Linked DNA regions of Homo sapiens: regions 2, 3 and 4 are each linked to region 1. A link is a contact called in ENCODE Hi-C or POLR2A ChIA-PET data. All regions are on one chromosome and are shown on one strand. The core of a region is the stretch at or near the end of the contact, and the rest is flanking DNA. Distances in the headings are between cores, read along the strand shown.

The links. Hi-C counts contacts between places; a loop is a spot of excess contacts on that map. ChIA-PET counts read pairs that join two places held with the same protein, here RNA polymerase II (POLR2A). Pooled maps may share reads with other maps.
Region 2: a loop to region 1 is called in a map of B cell, with 17 times the contacts of the local background. The contact joins the promoter of DTD1 here to the promoter of RALGAPA2 in region 1. A Hi-C loop is called at or near these places in 1 of 168 maps with a recorded cell type or tissue (B cell), 1 of 37 single-sample maps with no recorded cell type and 10 of 50 pooled maps.
Region 3: a map of CD4-positive, alpha-beta T cell shows a loop between it and region 1 (18-fold over the local background). The contact joins the promoter of SMIM26 here to the promoter of RALGAPA2 in region 1. A Hi-C loop is called at or near these places in 2 of 168 maps with a recorded cell type or tissue (CD4-positive, alpha-beta T cell and naive thymus-derived CD4-positive, alpha-beta T cell) and 13 of 50 pooled maps.
Region 4: a map of naive thymus-derived CD4-positive, alpha-beta T cell shows a loop between it and region 1 (24-fold over the local background). The contact joins the promoter of RBBP9 here to the promoter of RALGAPA2 in region 1. A Hi-C loop is called at or near these places in 2 of 168 maps with a recorded cell type or tissue (ascending aorta and naive thymus-derived CD4-positive, alpha-beta T cell), 1 of 37 single-sample maps with no recorded cell type and 13 of 50 pooled maps. POLR2A ChIA-PET finds 5 or more read pairs at or near these places in 1 of 52 experiments (activated T-cell).

What each region holds. Positions count from the first base shown.
Region 1 is chr20:20,711,302-20,714,001 of GRCh38, forward strand. It overlaps RALGAPA2 (Ral GTPase activating protein catalytic subunit alpha 2), which reads right to left and starts at 1,343. Exons shown (of 40, transcript NM_020343.4): 1 at 1,074-1,343. The coding sequence starts at 1,179. RefSeq lists a silencer at 1,234-1,493 and enhancers at 1,485-1,779, 1,604-1,803.
Region 2 is chr20:18,586,732-18,589,431 of GRCh38, forward strand. DTD1 (D-aminoacyl-tRNA deacylase 1) reads left to right here and starts at 1,323. Exons shown (of 6, transcript NM_080820.6): 1 at 1,323-1,384. The coding sequence starts at 1,342. It overlaps LOC124904878 (a long non-coding RNA gene), which reads right to left and starts at 734. Exons shown (of 3, transcript XR_007067547.1): 1 at 694-734. RefSeq lists a silencer at 1,150-1,689 and enhancers at 1,460-1,959, 1,800-1,859.
Region 3 is chr20:18,565,985-18,568,684 of GRCh38, forward strand. It overlaps SMIM26 (small integral membrane protein 26), which reads left to right and starts at 1,448. Exons shown (of 2, transcript NM_001348957.2): 1 at 1,448-1,612. The coding sequence starts at 1,495. RefSeq lists an enhancer at 1,136-1,235 and a silencer at 1,299-1,581.
Region 4 is chr20:18,495,963-18,498,662 of GRCh38, forward strand. RBBP9 (RB binding protein 9, serine hydrolase) reads right to left here and starts at 1,263. Exons shown (of 5, transcript NM_006606.3): 1 at 1,107-1,263. The coding sequence starts at 1,205. RefSeq lists enhancers at 816-865, 1,036-1,195, 1,048-1,612, 1,216-1,265, 1,366-1,425.

The DNA.
Region 1 (2,700 bases), core at 93-2,592:
ATTCTTTCAAGTGACAGACACATTAGCACTAGGCGATTTTTGTGAATTTTGGGACTAAAAGACACCTGGAAGAAACATAAGGTGTTCTTTCCTTCGCCACCAAATACACAGGTAAGTGTGTCTATAGATAGCAAAGGTGTTTTCATCCCAAAGAAAAGTTAAGACTTAGGATGTAAAAAAATACAGAAAACAAAACATAGCCTAGGCGAACCAGCTACAGATCACATGCAGCAGGTGACAGGAAGCCTTGTGGACACCTCACACCCACAGGGGCGAGCTTCATCACAGGTCAACTCCAAGCCCACCTGAGCTCCTCAGAACCTCCACCTGGCAGGCCATAAACCAGAAGGTGGCAGACAGCATCACTGTCATGCCGGTAATAAAGGAGAAGCAGCCTCCCTGAACCCAAGAAAACCACCCCTCTCTCCAAGCAGGAAGAGAAGGCCCCTTCACACCAAGGACACAAAGAAACTGAAGCAGCCAGACCCAAAATAAAAATTAAATTTAAAAAGCAGCATGGGAAGACAGATGACAAATCTGTGCTGGGATCGCCTGGAATCTCGGTCTATATGGGGGTCTCACACTCAAAAGTAAAAATAAAATTTAAAAGGGGGATGACAGAGATGAGAGCCCAATTAGGTCTGTGCTGGGTTCACTTGGGGTCTCGGTCTACTTAGGGTCTCAGACTCAAAAATAAAATTTTAAAAATGAAAGGGGGAGGTGACAGTTCAATGTGTGCACGTGATGACCACTTGGGATCCAGTTCACTTGCTGGGAGGACAGGGGACAGGTACCTCTGTGCCCGGCCTCCAGGTTCTCCGGGAGCGCAGGCGCCCAGCGAGAATCTGGGCTAAGTTTAACTCGAGGGCGACGGGAGCAGTGCCCGAGGGCCAGGCTGCGGCTTTCTGGAAACAAAGCCCCGGGGGTCCAAGCCCAGATCCAGGGAAGGGGGTCGGACGCCCACCCATCCCCCTCCCCAGCCTCCCAGCCACCGACCCCTGCACAGAGGAGCGCCCTCCCGGCAGGTGCCCCTAACCCGGCGCCCCGACCCCCGCGCCCGGCGCGCGCCTCACCCAGCAGCGCCCGCAGGTGCTTCAGGCGGGTCAGCACGTCCTTCTTCGGGTCCAGCACCTTCTGGGTGGACTTCTTCACATCCCCGTGGCTCCTTCGGGAGAACATCCCGCGGCAGGAAGCCCGGGCCCCGCCGGCGGGGCAGTAGGCGCCTGCGCCACGCGAATCAAAGCATAGGGTCGAGGCCGGCGCGTGTCGCGCGGGCCACTCGCCGCCCCCAGCCCCGCTGCTGCCGCCGCCGCCGCCGCCGCCGCCGCCTCAGCTGTGTCTCCAGGAAGGAGGGGCGGGCCGGTCACGGCGAGGGGCGGGGCAGGAAGGCGGTGTCGACGGGGAACCGAAGGCCCCGCCCCGCGGGAGGTGCCGGCCGGCCCCTTGGGCGCTACGCACGCGCACACAGGCCGAACTCTCCTGGCGGGACACTAGCCCGTCCGCGCCAAAACCTAGCGGGGACGCGCTCAGAGGGCCGAGAAGGCGCCTCGAATCACAAAGGAGCTTCTCTCACGCACACGTTGTACTACAAGTCCCGAGATGCACCGCGAGACAGTCCTCCAATCAGGCTGGCGGTCTTCGGCACGATGGGAGTCAGTGGGCCGGCATTGGGCACGTCGCCCCGCCCTGCCGCGGGCCGCAAGTGCTCCTGGGAAATGAAGTTCTCCAGCAGGCGACGCGCTGCGACCTCTTTTCCAGGGTCGCAGAAGCGCAGGGCGGCCTCTGTCCGTCCCCTGCCCCGGCAGCCTAGATCGCCCGTGGTTTCACTCTCCCTCCTGCGCGCCCACCCCATTTTCCTCTAGTGCAACGTGAACCACACACGCCCAAAAATCTCAGTAAGAAAAGTGTCAAGGCTTTTCAAATGCAAACTATTTTTAGGTTTAGCTTCTGGATTCACACAAGGGAGCGAGTCGAAGCCCCTCTGACCGTGCCGAAATCGCAGCTCTAATTTCACACTAAAATGAGTTGCTTTGGCACTAGGGAAGAGCGTGCCCCGGTGAGGAGTTCAGCCGGCCCCTAGGTTCCTGGAACCCAACCTCACTTGGGGTATGGAGGTCGCTCGCTCAGAGGGCTCCTTGGGATCTTGCCTCTTTGTAGGAAGGGTGCGTTCTCTGTTGTGCAAGCCACATGGCGATCCAGTAGCAGAACCAGAAATAGAACCTGAGGGATCTGACTCAGGCCTGTATACTTTTTAAAGCCAGGCGCTTATTCCCTGGGGCAAGACTTTGAGCTGAAAGATGGTCAGGAGATTTCTTACACTGTAGGATTGTATAGTGGCATCCGAATCCTGCAAGTTTTGACATCCTTTCAGCTTTTTCAGCAAGTACTTAAGGTAGAATCACGTGGTTTCCATCCAAATTGGGACAACACAACTGTCTTTTTCTCCTCTAGCTGAACTGTAACTTGAGGGAAGAGACAAGGATTTACACGCCTTTGTATCCCCATCCCTCAGCACAGTATTTGGCCCATAGGGTCACTCAATAAAAGTTTATTAAATGAAATACAATAAAAAGCTAAAGTAGTCCTACATATTTCAACCAGGCAGGCGAAAAGGAAAAAATAAATAAATAAACTCACAGTTTTAGAGCGTCTCTCTATTTTTAGATTTGTGTAATATTCCTTTGTATAGACACATTCATA
Region 2 (2,700 bases), core at 73-2,572, 2.1 Mb before region 1:
AAATTAGCCGGGCGTGGCGGCGCATGCTTGTAATCCCAGCTACTCAGGAGGTTGAGGCAGAAGAATTGCTTGAACCCAGGAGGCAGAAGTTGTGGATAGCCAAGATCACACCATTGCACTTCAGCCTGGGCCACAAGAGCAAAACTGCATCTCAAAAAAAAAAAAAAAAAAAATCCTCCTTAATTCTCGGAATCCTACCTGGTTATTTTGTAGAATGTTCCTCAATTTATTTTTGTCCTATGTTTCATCATGATTGGATTCAGGTTATACATTATTTGGCAGAAATACCACAAGATTGATGTTGTGTCCTTCCCAGTGCAATATCAGGAGGCACATGATGTCTTGTTACTGGTTATGTTAACTTTGACAACGTTATTAAGGCAATTTAGTATTCAGTATTTAACAAACAAGCACACTAGTTTGTAGTCTTTTCTGGGCAAGTGAGGGTTTCTTCTCAATTTCAGTGCCTTTTCTACGCCCACCAATGCTATTAGTCACCTTTAAGGTGAAGACTGCTGAGATGGAATTATTTTTAGCAATGATAATAATTTGTTGGGGTAATAGTTGTACAGCCCTTTGCTGCCATCTAAGCACTTTTACGTGGTTTGGTTCATTTAAATCTAACAACCCAGTGAGGGGGCCAATTAGTAGCATTTATATTACATGAGAAATTAGAATTCTAGAATCACATACCTATTTATTATCATGACATGGCTAAGTCGAATTAATAGTGAGATAGGTAAATGGCTATTTTAGGCAGCAGATCCTTTTGTATGTGGTATCTGAAAAGCCACTGAGGCAGGAAGACAAGGAAGAAGAATTTGGGAGGATCTGCGTGCAGAGGAGTGGAAGAGGAAAGAGGAATACAATTAGAAATAGGATTCAGGCTGAATTTAAAGGCTTAGTGATGACGGGTTCTTAGGTTCGGGTATGTGGGAGAAAAAAACCAGCATAGAGACTACCTTCGGGGCAGAGTGGGTTCTGGGCACTGGGTAGGGGCTGGGCCCGGGATGGGGGGATCAAAGGGCTCTGGCGGGACCCAGATGTGGATGGGGCAGGGCCGAGCGTGGGGACTGGGCTTTTCAATGACGGGCGGGGTTACGGTTGGGCAGCAGGTGGGCGTGGCAGGCATAGGCGGAGTCAATCTATGAGTGGGTGGGCCTATCGCCAGGCCGAGAGTGGGCGTGGCCGACGTGGGGTGGGTAGCAGCCGACCGAGTCGGACCGGCCAGTTGGGCGCGCTTCCGGGTGTCACCTCCAGAGGGCGCCGGCTGCGGAGCCGCCCTCAGAGTCGCGAGGCCGGACGCAGCGCGGCGCCGCCCCACTCGCCCCAGCCGCCGCCATGAAGGCCGTGGTGCAGCGCGTCACCCGGGCCAGCGTCACAGGTCAGTCGGGCGGGGCCGGGCCCGGGAGGAGCCGCCCCTGACCCCCGCGACCGGCTGTCTTGCGTGGGGGGTCTTCCTGCGCCATCCTTGGGGCCGCTGCGGCCCCTCCGCGAGCCTGGTCCCCTTCGCGAGCTCGGTCCGCGCAGCCGCGAGTCCCCAGGGCCGGCTTCGGGGCAGCGCGGCGGCCGGAGAGCCCCCTGCACGTGCCCGACCGGCCCCGGCGCGCCCCTGGCTTCCGGCTCTCGGCAGAGGGTGCAGGACCAGCGCGCCTCATTCTCAGCACCTTTGTCCTGCGTGCGGGATGGCGGAGCCTCGGAGCATCTCCGTGGTCCGCTCTTCAGGGAGTGTTGATGAACCACGCTTAGAGCATTTCCGGAGCAGGCACTCCTCCCTTTTCACTGCTGTATTTTAAATGTTCAATTTTTGCCCATTTTTACGTATTCCAATTTTTATGGGGCTTGACTCAGGATGAAATGCACAGATGCGGAGAGTTGCTCCTTGGGCTGAGCTTTGACAGTTGCGTGCACGTACGTGACTGGAGCCTAGGCTGGATGAGGGGCGCCCCCTGCCCAGGACGCCCCTCGCCCTCGCCCGCTGAACTCTGCGCGGAGGGGTCGGGATCTAAAGAATTCAAGATGAAAACATTTCTCTTTTTCTTGTGGACCAAGCTACCCGACCCCTGGTCATCACTCAGCACTTTCGTCTCGGTTGGGCATCAGAGGTCCAGATGATTAGTGTAGATAAAGTAGTCGTTTTAAGAAAACCACGGTACGAAAGATATTTTTTAAAAAACATTTAAATGACAAGCTTTATATTGTCTTTAGTCTTTTCTGTCTTTATTGGCACAACTATATTGTTTCAGTTCAAATAATTTCAGATATCCTGTCCTTGGAGCCAGTCTGCACCAAATATGCGTTCTTGTGTCCACAAAAGTATGAATTAAAAACAAAACAGGCCGGGGGCTGTGGCTCACACCTGTAATCCCAGCTCTTTGGGAGGCCAAGGCGGGCAGATCACCTGAGGCCAGGAGTTCGAGACCAGCCTGGCCAACATAGAGAAACCCTATCTCTACTACAAATACAAAAATTAGCCGGGAGCGGTGGTTGGTGCCTATAATCCCAGCTACTCGGGAGGCTGAGGTAGGAGAATCGCTTGAACCCGGGAGGCAGAGGTTGCAGTGAGCCGAGATTGTGCCAGTAACCTCCAGCCTGGGCGACAGAGCGAGACTCTGTCTCAAAAAACAACAAACAAACAAAACCCCAAAACAAAAAACAAAACAAAACAAAAACAACAAAAAACCCTAAAGAAACAACCAA
Region 3 (2,700 bases), core at 198-2,697, 2.1 Mb before region 1:
AATCTGATTTTAGCCATTCTAGTAGGTGTGTAATGGTCTCTTATTGTATTCTTTTAATGTCCATTTCTGTGATGACTAATGATGCTACTGTGCTTATTGGTCATTTGTATATCTTCTTTCGTTCTATTCAAATTTATTGCCTGGTTTTTAGTTGGGCTGTATTTTTATAACTGAGTTGTAAAGCGTCCTCATATATTCTGGATCCAAGTCCTTTTGTTAGATATATGTTATTATGAATATTTTATTCTGTGGCTTGGCTTTTCATTTTCTCAACTGTGACCTTCAAAGAGCAAAAATTTTAATTTTTTTTTAAAAGCCCTATTTATCCATTTTCGCTTTATGCATATATATATAAAATGAGATGGGGTCTCACTATGTTGGCCTTGCTGGTCTGGAACTCTTGGGTTCAAGCAATCCTCCCTGCTCTACCTCCCAAAGTGCTGGGGTTACAGGCATGAGCCACCCCGCTTGGGATGCCTTTTTTATTCTAAGAATTCTGTGCTTATTCCAAGATGGCAAACATATTCTCCTGGTTTTTTTCTAGGCTTATATTAAATAGTTTTAGCTTTTACATTTAAGTCAGCGATCCATTCAGAGTTAAGTTTTTTATCTATTTCTGTAGGGCAGAACATCAGTTTTTAAAGGGTGGGCAAGGTGAAAAGAACCCTGAAGGATACCAGGGAAAATGATGTTTCTGAAGCCATGAAAGGTGCAGGTGGGGTCAGTGGTGGCAAATGCTTTCGAAACCAAGTTTGAGTGTGGCTGAAAAGTACTTAACGTTAATTTACCGGGCCTACCTTGTGCCAAGCACATCACACTTGCTCTTAAGTTGTTCAGTCTATTGAGGGCATCTTGCTTTAAAAAATGTATGCATAAGACAAAAGCTGGAGGTGGTCGGAGTCGAAGGAGATTTTTTGTTTTTGAGACATGGGCACGTTTGTATGAAGGATAAACGTCAATAATGAAGATGGGGGAGGACTTAGGGTGTCAATGAGGGGAAAGGCCACTGAGGCTGGAAAAAATAGTACCCAGAGCCTAGTGGAGGGATTAGCTTTGGCCTGGAAGTATTTAAAGTTCACCCAGAGTTCCGGAAAGAAAAATGGAGGAAAAGAAGAGTTGCGGGGAGAGACAAGCGGTATCCCTGCAAATCTGAAAACTGGAAGAGGAATTGGAAGTAACCTTTTCGGATACCGTCTGGAGCCCACGAAGGCATTACAATTTTGCAAGTGAGAAGCTTCTCCTCTAAGTTGTCATTTAGTCCTCGTCACGTGGTAAAAAGTATCGCACGCCCACAGTTCTACACCCGAAAGTCCGGACACCTGAGCGACTTTCCGGGCCAGAGGCCCCAAGGTGCATCGGGGCAGAGCCGGAAGCGGACGCTGAAAACTGGCGGCTCCTTAATGGTTCCGGCGGCAGGGACCGCAGCGACGCCCTCACCGGAAGTCCCGCCTCTGCCGTGGGCCTGCGAGAATCGAGGCACTCGCTGGCGTACCCATGTATCGAAATGAGTTCACGGCCTGGTACCGGCGGATGTCGGTGGTCTACGGGATCGGCACCTGGTCTGTGTTGGGCTCACTGCTTTACTATAGCCGGACAATGGCGAAGTCGTCAGGTAGGGCTCTTCGGCGGGGCCTGCCCCGGAACACACGGCCTTCGATGAGAGTTCCCCGGGGGTCATGGAAACAACTTCCCTGTCCTTTAAATCCCAGGTTTATTCTGCAAAACTAATTGAAACGGGTGCTAACAGCCGTTTGTTATAATGGAATCTGCAAAGAACTAGACTCCAGGAATTATTAATACCTTGTAAATATTGTTTCCTAAATCTGAATCATTTACTGGATAGGGCCGTCCCCATATTCAGAATTGGAGGAATCTGTGTAAAGTGCAAGGTGGACTTTCAGAGACTCTGGCCGGTGATTTTTAAAGAGTGATGCTTCAGTACTACTGTCCCTCATCGTATATGGCGAGCAATTTCAGTACTTTTAGCAGCCAAGGCGTATTAAAATCTTCCAGTTACTAAGCGCAAAGGGAGAAAAGTCTCTCAGCTTTGAAAAATATGCTGGAAATCTGTAGAGACATTAAGTTGATTAGTGTGGTTGCTAGGGGCTGAGGGGTTGGGGAGTTGGGGAATGACTGCCAAAGGTATGGATTCCTTTTGTGGATGAAAGTATTTTTAAATTGATTGTGGTGCTGGTTGCACAAATCTGAATATACTAAAAACATTAAATTGTATATTTTAAGTGGGTTAATCGTATATGTTAATTATATCTCAGTAAAGTTGTTGTGTAAAAACTATGCTGAAGATTACATTTGGTGATGAAGCTGTCAGTGGCCTGAAAGTACATGTGTCCAGCATTAAGCATTTAAAAACATTTTGGCCGGGTGCAGTGGCTCACGCCTGTAATCCCATAACTTTGGGAGGCCGAGGTGGGAGATTGCTTGAGCCCAGGGGTTCGGGACCAGCCTGGGCAACATGGGGAGACCCCCATCTCTACCAAAAGAAAAAGAAATTTTTATATATAATATTTTATATTTACTTTATATGTAATATATGGTAAAAATACTTTACATTTATATATAAAGTAAAAATATTTTAATGTCCATATTTATGTTTTCTTTCTTTCGTTCTTTTTTTTTTTCTTTTTGACAAGGTCTCACCCTGTCGCCCAGGCTTGAGTGCAGTGGCATGATCTCGGCTCA
Region 4 (2,700 bases), core at 13-2,512, 2.2 Mb before region 1:
ATATGATCGTTACCAATTCAGTATTAACTTGTGTTATGAAATGAAGTAGGTTAAGTGACCATCTTTTCGCATGAACTCCATCTGTAGTTCTGTATCTAGGCAGCTCTGCTGATCTCTATAGAGAGACCTATATCTGCATTTGTACACCCATATTTGCCTCTACAGGCCTGCATCTATAGAGAGGCATGAACAAATGTGTTCTAGACAGACTGACCTGGAGCCAAATAGACTGTGTTCCAGGGAGTAGGTAAAACGTGGCACAGGAACGTGATACAGAAATTTGGAGACAGCATACTCTCAGAAGCTCCAGCCCTGACCTTTGGGGTTGTAACTCTGACCAGGGTTTTCAGCCACAGCGCTGCAATCTATTCTGGAGACCCGCTCTAGAGGACAGCAACCCAGGGAGCCGACTTACCGCCTGGTTACAGAAGAGGGTTAAAAAATAAAAATCAAACGGCACAGGTCAGCCTACAGTAAGATGCCACTTTTATAAAGCTCACCAAGAAGCCAAATAGAACAGTCTGTTGTTTAAAAGGTATATTCATAGGTTGAAAAGTACTTCAATTTTAAAAAGAGAAGCAGATGAAAAAATTCAGGATGGCACGGGACTGAGATGGGTAGACATAAGGGTCGTTTGGAAGATGATGTATAGGCAATGTCCCAGGTTTTAGTTTGGTAATTCATTACATTATGCCTCATAATGTAGACGCATGTTACGTATATCCTTTGTATATATTAAGTATAGCATATTTAATTTTTTAAAAGCTGAAGCGGGAAGCAGTGAACATGTAAAATTATCTGGGAAGTCCCAAATCTGAACCAGCAGCAGATACGGGGGGCGGGGCTCAGGGGCTCAGCCTCGGTAGTTCAAAGGGGTTCCTTTAACTCTAAAGGCTGAGCCCTCAGAGAAGTCTTCCAGGCAGTTTTACCAGTCAAAATTCGACCACTAGCTCAGACTTTAAGAGAAGGCAGCGGGGGAGAGGCAGGAAAACACACAGGGCTTTGCTAGAGGGGATTAGACGCCTATTCAAACTTCAGCCCTCAGTCCTCTCCCGCCGTCCCTCCCTCCAGGCTGACTTCACGGAGCAGCGGCGTTGGGCGCTTACCTTCTCCAGCTCCTTTTTCACCCAGCCATACCAGCCGTGGGTGGTCACATCCCCGCCTCCGTTCCCGGGAACAATCACTGCCTTGCTAGGAGAAGCCATGAGTGCAGCGAGGCCAGAGTTCCCCAGCGCGGGTCCAGCGGAGCTGAGCCCAGCCTGCTCCCGCAGGGAGCCTGCGCCGCGGCATCCTGGGAGTTGTAGTTGCGGGGACCTGGGAGGCCGGGCTCTTTCCTCCTTGGCCTGCCTTCCGCTGGCTGCGTGGGGCAGCCAAGAACAAAGCCTGCGAGCTTCCATCAATTGTAAAGCAAAGCACCCTTTACTTGCCTCTTACTAGTGCTCTCATGTTTTTCCCTTATTTAAGACAGGCTATGACACGGTTGGGGTGTGTTATTTCTTTGCTAGATTTACTGATATTTCTATAGGAAAGTTTGTTTTTGGTTTCAAACATGCAGAAAACCCATTTATAACCTGGGAACGCCTGAAATCCATATTATTTTTCCTTCTGAGTTTAAAACAGTTTTTAGTAGTCAGTATCAGCCCTGGTTGTTGTTTTTCATTGCTTTGAATGAAATTTCCTTGCATAAAGCTACTAACCCAAGTAAAACAAGCAAAAATTTAATTAAATACCAAGAAAATACTTCGTCAGATTTTCATATTAAACCAGCTGATACTGAAATTGTTTAAAATAGTTTATAACCAATGCTTAGTCCCATATTCCTGGGAAGACAAACAAAGCTTCATGTACATTTGGTCACCGGGTGGGCCATTTAAACATTTTGTAAGGGGATTTCATTCAATTGTTATTTGAATTCCAATTTGTCATTCTGGTTGTATAAAAGCTTTCCCATGCAAGAGGGCTGATGTTATAACAGTAGATTATTATGCTACAGTGTATTTTCCCCCGGTAAAGAAAGCTTTTTATGGTTTGAATTTTCTGGAAACATTGGAGAAGACTGTCCTTGTCATCCACACTACAACAAAACTTCAGGACCTTGGGCTTTGGGTTCATGGTCTCGCAAATGAGAACGGTCCCTCCACACTTTTGGAACAGTGCACCCATTGGAACTTTTGAGGTAAAGCTACCCTGGGAAATTTCTCCCAAGAAGAAAATGGCATCCTTGATGTGAACAGCTTTTCCCAAGTTCACAGATTAAGACTTCTACTACCATGAAACTCTTATCTTTCAATATTTTTTGTCTTCCTTATGCCTCTACAAACAATAGAAGTGGAAAAGGGGTCTGTTATGTGCACTTATGGGGTATACTTTTATTTGTGAAGGAGTTTGCAGCCAGCCTTATACATGGATAAACTTAGACTTTGATAGATAAAAGATGAAGGCCCGAAGTAGGTAAGAAACTTTAATGGTACATGCATTGCTTCATAATCAGTCAAAAACAAAACATTGGTTCACTCCTCTAACCCACATCATGGGTTAAAGAAAACATTGCCAGTAGGCCTTCACTCTTCTAGAAAGGCATCATTTGTTAGGTCCTTTTACCATGGTTTGAAGTAAAAGAAGCAATGATTAGAAATGTATCCCTCATTGGCTGGGCGCGGTGGCTTACACCTGTAATCCCAGCACTTTAGGAGTCCGAGG